Regions from separate parts of the Homo sapiens genome. Here region 1 is linked to region 2. A link is an interaction called in ENCODE POLR2A ChIA-PET data of the cell type or tissue named here. Cell type or tissue: GM12878. All regions are shown on one strand. Links, peaks and the distances in the headings refer to the core of each region. The heading gives the core; the rest is flanking DNA. Region 1 overlaps CCND2-AS1 (CCND2 antisense RNA 1). Region 2 has its middle 120 kb from the start of LINC03141.

What was found. Peaks named below come from ENCODE experiments on the same cell type or tissue, not always from the same donor. Only the 100,000 strongest peaks of a DNase experiment are listed, where the experiment ranks them.
Region 1: POLR2A ChIA-PET joins it to region 2 with 5 read pairs; 12 of 35 experiments call an interaction of 5 or more read pairs at or near these places.

The regions. Positions count from the first base shown.
Region 1 is chr12:4,259,785-4,264,177 of GRCh38, reverse strand. All of the region lies in intron 1 of CCND2-AS1 (CCND2 antisense RNA 1), which reads left to right. Among named protein-coding and RNA genes, the nearest start is that of CCND2, 12 kb to the left of the region's middle. In GM12878, for the core only: no CTCF peak of the experiment used is centred there; DNase peaks (open chromatin) are centred at 1,927 and 2,347; H3K27ac peaks cover 1,664 bases.
Region 2 is chr12:4,134,044-4,138,436 of GRCh38, reverse strand. No RefSeq gene overlaps it. Among named protein-coding and RNA genes, the nearest start is that of LINC03141, 120 kb to the right of the region's middle. RefSeq lists an enhancer at 3,101-3,706. In GM12878, for the core only: no CTCF peak of the experiment used is centred there; a DNase peak (open chromatin) is centred at 2,356; H3K4me3 peaks cover 543 bases; H3K27ac peaks cover 2,047 bases.

The DNA of each region.
Region 1 (4,393 bases), core at 220-4,219, 130 kb before region 2:
TAGATGGGCACTTGGTACATGTCGGCTGAGGAAAAATGCTGTTTTCCTTGTCCTAAGGAACAGAACTGCCTAAGTTAATAGAATAGCGGTCTTCAAAAATATAGAGAGCATAAGAATATATGGACTATAACACTGCTCCAGGGTGCTTAAGGAAATCTTAGCAGGTTAGTTTAACCTAAAGCTTAAACTAACCTAAAGCTTATTCCTACAATTCAAACAGAGCCCCCATCAGAGCGCATATAGACACGGTTTGGAATGGACCCTAACTTGCAGATCCTTCTTTAGGTGACAGTCCATGGACCTGGTGAGCCTCTTTAAACAAAGCTCGTTCTGAGCTACCCAGAACCATGGAGCATCAGCTTGCTCCTTTAGTGAAAAGGGAATTAAGCAAATTTTGCGGAGTTGCAATCTTTGGACAAGACATCCCCTTTTGTTTCCTGGCAAGTCTTGATAACCAGAAACAAGCAAGGAAAGATTTCTGCTGTATCCCACTTTTCTCCCTCACTTTTCATTGCTTTGAACATGGGAGAAACATCATCTATTGAGATTACATGCACTCCAGTAAAGTCCACTTACATGCAAATTATTTGCTTTACAGAATGATATGTTTGTAGACACGTTTCCTTTTTAAGGTGTGGCTCCTACAAAAGAGAAATTCATAGTAATTAATGAATAATTATATCTGAGATGGTTTTTAAACAATGTGCTAGATAATTTGTAAAATGTATGGTATATGGCATGGAGAGAGTGCTAGATAATTTGTAAAATGTATGGTATATGGCATGGAGAGAGTGCTGGATTTGGGGTTAGGAGAGATGTATTCTAGTCCTCATTCTGCCACAAGCTGTGTAACTTGGGGCAAGACTTAAACAAGATCACAGCAACTTATGATTATAAGGAAACTTCATAGGTCTCCGAGGTCATACTCCCATCTATCATGGCAGTACCTATTCAGTTAAATGATTTACTAAAGGTCACACAGCTAGTTAGGGGCCCAAACATCCTACCTCCTGGCAATTTTTACCCTTAAGTGCTGTCTCCAGCCACTGAAACGAGGCAGAACAAGCCATCTCCCTCATTTATACTGACAGCTGCTCAGATATTTGAAAGCGCCATCTCTTCATCTTCTGTCCCTTAGACTGAATTACCCTTTCTCTTTAGCTGTTCAGCTGGACATTAGACCACCAGCAGGCTGCCCTCCTCTGGATCCTGACTAGTTCACTGGTATCCATCTTAAAGTGTTGTGTCCTTCTTAATGTGTGGCTAATGAGAGAGAGCAATTTGGAGCAACTTCAGAAACCTCGGACCATCAAGGCAGTTACAGAAGAATACAATAGGGCGTGACTGCCATCTTTGCATTCTCCACCCCAGGCTCCTGGAACAAGCCTCCTCCAGTACCACTGGGGATACTGGTCTAGAGAGGAAAGATAAAATAGTTATCTCTTCTTCTGGAAGCTGATCTCATTAATGAAACCCCAGGTTGCACTCCATTTTCTCATCTGTAAATCAGGTGAACTAAATGAGGGATCATTTTACCTCATCTGTATTCTGTGGCCCCAAAGAATAAAACTAGTGTCACTGATTAAACATTAGAAGACAAATTTCTGGGCCCAGCGTGGGGGCTCACACCTGCAATCCCAGCACTTTGGGAGGCCGAGGGGAACAAATCACTTGAGGTCAGGAGTTTGAGACTAGCCTGGCCAACATGGTGAAACCCCGTCTCTACTAAAAAAACAAAAATTAGTTGGGTGTGGCGGCGCAGCCTGTAGTCCCAGCTGCGTGGGAGGCTGAGGCAGGAGAATCACTTGAACTGGGAGGTGAAGGTTGCAGTGAGCTGAGAACACGCCACTGCACTCCAGCCTGGGCAACAGAGCGAGACTGCGTCTCAAAAGAAAAGACAGATTTCTGTTTGTATAATGAGCTTCCTCTGCAAGTCATCCCTGCACAGTGGGGTTGACTTCAGGAATCAGGTAAAGTGCCTATGGCAACTCATTAGGATGTTATGAGGGGACCGAATAGTCATTTATTTGCTCTTAGCCTTGGTTTCCTCATCTGTAAAACTGGAATAATAATACCTACCAAGCAGGGTGATTGTAATGAGTAAATGTTTATAGTATGTTTAATACAGTGCCCTGGCATAGTAAGCACTGAAACAAAGCTAAGTGGGTTTTTTAAACTTTAAAGTAATTAAAGTCTATTGTGTTGTGTTCTTTCAGAACCAATTTACCTCTAGGAGTGTGTGGAATTATTAATGTATGTCATATACTGTGTGAAGCTATGGGACTTTCTGTACCAGATCTCAGCTCTGGGGGGTTTTTACTTTTTCACTTCACCATGGATCAGTCACTCAATGACTGTGGCCAACATGCTGTAATCTCAAACCAGTCTATTCTGAACTCCAGATTACTACATGCTCACTGACATGTACTAAGAGGTAACCTTCCAACTTGAGTAGAAGGCACAGGAAAAACTCATCCACAGAATCCCAGAAGTGCAAAGAACCTTAGGCATCCAATCCAATGTTTCCCAAAATGAGGAAGGATATATTAGTTCATTTTTGCACTGCTATAAAGACATATCCGAGACTAGGTAATTTATAAAGAAAAGAGGTTTAATTGACTCAGTTCCATGTGGCTGAGGGGGCCTCAGGAAACTTAGAATCATGGTGGAAGGCAAAGAGGAATCAAGGACCTTCTTCCCATGGCAGCAGGAGAGAGAAGTGCAAGCAAGGGAAATGCCAGACACTTATAAAACCATCAGATCTCACGAGAACTCACTCACTATCATGAGAACAGCATTGAGGAAACTGCCTCCATGATCCAATCACCTCCCACTGGGTCCCTCCCTTGACACGTAGGGATTATGGGTATTAGAATTCAAGATAAGATTTGAGTGGAGACACCGCCAAATCATATCAGAGGAGGTATATGGAGGAGCATGCATTTTGCATTTTAGTAATTTGAGGTTTATTCTAATGAGTATTAGGAAAAAAGTAACATTTAAACTCATAATTTCACAGATATTATGATGGTATTTAACTTTATAAAGGGAATTGATTTTTAAAAAATTAATTTGAATAAGTGATACGTAGATACAGGTTTTTTAAATCAGGAAGGTTGTATGCAAATAACTAAGATTTAGGAAACATTGCTTCCTTAAAAAACTCCAGATCAGAGAGGGACAGCAGCTCACATGCACCCAGGATCACACAGCCTTTTAGTGACAGAGCTGGGACTAAATTAGCGTGCCTCACTACTAAAACTACGGAAGTTAAGACTTTGCAGGGATTCTTCTCATTTAAGCAGTATTGTTACAATTTTTTCATTCTTTCTGTTTTCTGACAATATTTCATTCACTTATTGTTTCACAAATGAATTCTGCCCTATGAATGACATTAGATACTTCTTATTGCTTACTTTTGCTTTAATGATGCTCCCTACTTTGGGTTTTTGGATCGGGTACCTTGCTTTTCACCAGACCTGTGACTTTTGCGTCCCTAGGTGGGTTTGCATCTGTTTTCTCACCTTCTCAAATTTCTCTGCCTTTTCAAAGTCACTTTTGAACTTATCTTTCAACTACCTGAAGTGGTGATACCAGTTGGTGCTACCAAGAGGCTGACTAGAAAAAGGAAAAAGAAGAACAGGTGAATGTGCTGTCCATCAGGGACTTTGAAAAGCTCTAACATATTCTTGACAATCTAGAAAATCACATGTGTGTCTATGGCTCTGTGCATGCCCAAGAAAGACCTGAGAAGGTGCTACTCTTTCACCAAACCAGCTGACCTGGAGGCTCTGTGCAGGTAGAAAGTGACAGTGGACAGAACTTTAAGCTTCCCACCAGATTGTTGAAGGCATGCTCCAACAGATACAGAGTCCTCCAGCAAAGGCTGGGAAATGTATTGGTTTAAAGCATTTAAGGAAATCTCTGTCTAATCATTAGCTGACCAGGAAGCAAATCAAACAGAGAATTTAGTGGTTGCACACGACCAAATATACAGACTTTATAGAATTAGTCCAGGAAAATCACTAAGTAAACAACAACAATAAATTCAGCAGGATGTTGGGGGATTCTGATTTCCAGAGTTGCTACCTTGTATTATTTTAAATGTTTGGTTTTCAATAAAAAATTATGAGGCACACAAAGAAAGAGGAAAATATGGCCTATGCATAGGGGAAAAAAGCAATTAATTGAAACTGTACCTGAGGCAGCCCAAATGTTGCACTTACTAGACAAAGACTTTAGCTATTACAAATATAAATATGTTCAAGGCACTAAATGAAACAATCTCTAAAGAATTAAAATATAAGAAATAGAGAATGTCAGTAAAGAGGAAGAAATTCTTTAAAAGAACCAAATAGAAATTCTGAAATCAAATAGTAAAATAACTAAAATA
Region 2 (4,393 bases), core at 246-4,245:
GTTGTGCACATGTACCCTAGAACTTAAAGTATAATTAAAAAAAAAAAAAGGCTGTGGATATTGTTTCCCAAAGTGTGTTCCTCAGGGTATTTAGTTCCTGGTGTTGTTAATAGGCATTCCTTAGGATGGGGAAAAAAGAGTGCCCTGGAAAAATAACATTGGGTTAAATAAAGTTTTTTTCCTTATTATTATTATTTTTTTGGTCGTGGGAGGAGTTTCCTATTTTGGGTATTTTTTTGTTTACTTTTGGTTTTGTCTGCAGGATTTCTCAGAGCTGTTAATATGTCCATTCCTAAGACTTGGATAGTATGAGGTAACTCTGAAACTTGCTTTACCTTATAGCTTTTTTTTTTTTTTTTTTTGAGATAGGGTCTCACTCTGTCACCCAGGCTGGAGCACAGTGATGTGATCACAGCTCACTGCAGCCTCGACTTCCCGTTCTCAAGCAATCCACCTGCCTCAGCCTTCTGAGTAGCTGGGACCACAGGCTAATTTTTTAATTTTTTTTGGTAGAGATGGGGTCCCACTACGTTGCTCAAGCTGGTCTTGAACTGGACTCAAGCAATCCTCCTGCCTCAGCCTCCAAAAGTGCTGGGATTACAGGTGTGAGCCCCTGCGCCTGGCCTCATCAAACTTTTTGAGTTAACAGTATATCGCGCAACTTACTCTGGGATATTCTGCTCCAGTGATGGAAAGAACTTTCCTATGTTGAAGTGAAGAAAAGACTGTGGGTGGGGGACTGGGCGATATGCCCTTCCTGGGAGGTCTGAGCCTCTAGTCTGCCACCCACCTGTTCCTAAAAGCTCTTTGAAAACCCTTCAACTGGATTAAGGCTTTCATTAACTTGCCTTTGTTCTCAGTGATTTGACCTTGGGTGAACTGCTCCATTTCTTTATGGCCCTTCCATTTTCTCCTCATTGAACTGGGATAATGGTCCCCAATGCAGTCCTGTCTTCCCGGGGCCTTTGGAGTCCCCAAAGTGTTTCTGTATGATATTTCCCTGAATTGTTCTGTATTATTTCCTCTGCAGCTTCTGTCTCCCCAGCTGGGTTGAAAGCACCTTGAGGGCAGTGGCCCTTCTTCGGATAGTGGTTCCAGGCTCCCCTAACACGGTGATAAGATGTAAACATCTTGGGGGAACCTCAAGTCTGGGAACTGGATTTGCTTCCCCACTCTGCCACTTAATGGTCACGTGACAAATCACTCAAGCTCCTGGAGGCTTATTTCCTTCTGCTTTAAAACAGTGGGGCTAACTGAGCAGAGGGAAAGTGATTTATAAACTCAGTTTCCATAGAATCCTAGTTATTTTTATTAGTCATTTATCCGACACATGCTAATTGTATTCCAGGCATTGTGGGAGATGTTGCTTCTGGGTCATCCACCTCATCTCTCCTTGTCTCTATTCGCCCATAGGGTGATGATCCTGGAAAATCATTCTTATAACGTCTGTGAGAAGCTCAGCACTCTGAAGAGATACACAGAGACTGTTCACATGAAGGAGTAACGGGTGACATCACATCAGCTCCGGTCCCCCAACCTTCCCTTCCTCTTAGGGGCAGCCATATACACAACCAAAAGCAAGCACACGGGACAAACTACTTTTTATTCTAGAAAGAGAAAAAGGGATTTCTGAACTCAGGTAAACTGGAAGTGAGGGATGTTGGGGGGAAGGGAAGGATCGAGGCAGAAAGGAGGGCCCAGGGATGAATGGAATTGCAGGGCCCAGCGGCAGAGCAGACAGACCCCCAGCACACATGTCAAACCCAAACAAGGGAATGTTTTGAGGCTGTGCGTCCGGCATGCCTCCGTCCCAGCCCCCTTAAGGACCACCCTGGGAAGTTCTCTAGAAAACCCATCCATCACAGACAACAGTCTGCTTTCTTTCCCCGCTGGTTCAACATCCATAGCACAAAAATGTGCTTCACTAATGGAAACCTTGTGCTGGGTTCTTGGAGCATTATGGCAGTGAGCGGCAGAAGAGGAAGTGAGTGTGTTTGAAAGAACACACACACACACCACGCACACACACACACACACGCATACACAGAAACAGGCCCAAGCCCCCTGTCCACAAATTCATGCACACAACCATTCACATAACTGTGGATACACAGAGGTGAACAGGGAACGCCTCACGACACTGGGACTGTGACAGCAACAACAGCTGATGAAGTCATTGCCCTCCAGCTCCCCCATCACCAAGAAGGGATGGGCGCCTCCCGCTTCTGTGTTTCTCAATGATTCAGTGTGTCTGGCTGGGGTTTTCACTGGCTCTTTCATACATTGTTGGAGAAAAAAAGAAAGAAAGAAGGAAAAAGATCAAATTTCAGTTCCCCTCAATTGCTCTGGGTTTGTGCAACCAAGTGTCATTGTGAGACTTCTGCCGCCCACGTCCTCAAAGGGCCCAGCACGTGGCTCAGTCTGCACCTAGACCGGGGCAATTAGTAGTTCCTTTTTCCTGTCATGAAGGGCAGCCCAAACATCAAAGGTCCCCATGTTGTTACCCTATCAACTGGTTTAGACCACGAGGCTGACTGAAGGCAGAGGCAACCAAGAAGCACTTTTGTATGTGAATAAAAAACAAGTATGGAATGTGGGCCGGGCAGGTGGCTCACGCCTGTAATCCCAGCGCTTTGGGAGGCCGAGGCAGGTAGATCACGAGGTCAGGAGATCGAGACTATCCTGGCTAACGTGGTGAAACCCCATCTCTACTAAAAATACAAAAAAATTAGCAGGGCGTGGTGGTGGGCACCCGTAGCCACAGCTACTCGGGAGGCTGAGGCAGGAGAATGGCGTGAACCTGGGAGGAGGAGCTTGCAGTGAGCCGAGATCGCGCCACTGTACTCCAGCCTGGGCGACAGAGCAAGACTCTCTCTCAAAAACAAAACAAAACAAAACAAATAAAACAAGTATGGAATGTGGAAAGAGCAGAGCCCTGGCCTAAACCTCAGGAGAACTAAGTTCTAGCCCTGGAGGCGCTAGGAACTGGCTGTGTGACCTTAGTCAGGTTACCCAGCCTCTCTGATTCTTAGAGCTGTCTGCTGTAAAATGAACAGGGCAGATAATGACAGTCTCCGAGGCCCTCCATTTCTGACCTTCTGTGATGAGAATGTTGTTCACTGGTTGCTATCTACATGAATGAAGATTTGCGGGGCATGGATAATACAAAACAATGGTGAGCTAACTTTAATGTTTTCTATTTTACTTTGTTTGCCTTTGGAATGTAACCAGAGCACACATTCAGACACTCACAAACTTCCTTCCTTCCCTGCCCCCTTTCCCTGCTCCTCTGTTTGGCCCTCCTGGCCAGGGGTGGGGGTGGAAGAATGTGAGGTTGGCTGGAAAGGCCGAGAGGATGCAGGAAGGTTTCTGGTTGGGGGCACGGAGGTTGTGGGGGAGGGGTGCTCCAGGGACCTGAGAATCGATTAGCTATAAGATCATTTTAATCCCTTCCGCTATCCAGAAAGGTGGGAGATTGTGAATAGCACATTCCTCACGCGAAATACCGTATATCCTTGCCTATGAGAAGCCCCGGGAAAAATAGTAGTGTGTTTAAATGATGAGCCTCAAGGAAAATCATCAGAGAAGTCCTCCTTCTTGTCAATTGTATATTTCAGTTTTCCTTTCCAGCCAAGATAGGGCCCCTGCAAAATCACGATTCCTAGGGCAGTCGTCATGCTTGTGGGGGTGGAGACTGGGAAGAGAGACAGGACCTTCATGGGGAAATAAATGTGCTATTTTTCTATTTTTACTCCACCTTGGCTTGGAAAATAGGATACTTTTCTTTTGCTGCAGCATCTCATATGTGAGCATATACGGTAATGGAGGCATTCCAGAGTCCAGCTGATAGCCAATCAGGAATTGGGGCCTTTCTGCATTTTTCCCTTTAAGAAAAAGTTTTGGGTCCTCTCAGGAGCAGCAAATCAACTGCAGTCTGCAGAGTTACCATCCCCTCCCCCACCTCCCACCCACCATCATGGGGACGGGGCGTTCGTGTTAGTTAGGTCAACCTGGGTCCTCTTCCTAGGGACAGCCCCGTGAAACACAAAGTCTTAGGTTTTGAAAGTAGGGTGCTGGGGATGGGAGAGAGAGGCTGGCAGGGGCTGGTGGCTGACCAGCTGGGGCCATTGCTTGGGGTGAGGGTGGTTGGAGGGAGAAAGAAGGAAGAGAGAGAACTCCGGGATGACATGCAGCTATGGATGCTCGCGTGGGTGTGCATATACGTGTGTGTGCGTGCGTGTGTCTCCCCACAGGACTGGACCAGTAGCAGGCTGGTGGAAAGCATGAGCAGCTCCATTCAGGAAGGGGAAGCAGCAGCTGTTTCCCCAGGAGACAGTGTCTGGGAGCAGCTGCAAGCTGGGAAGAGCCTGATGGCAAGGGAGCTGCCGACTGT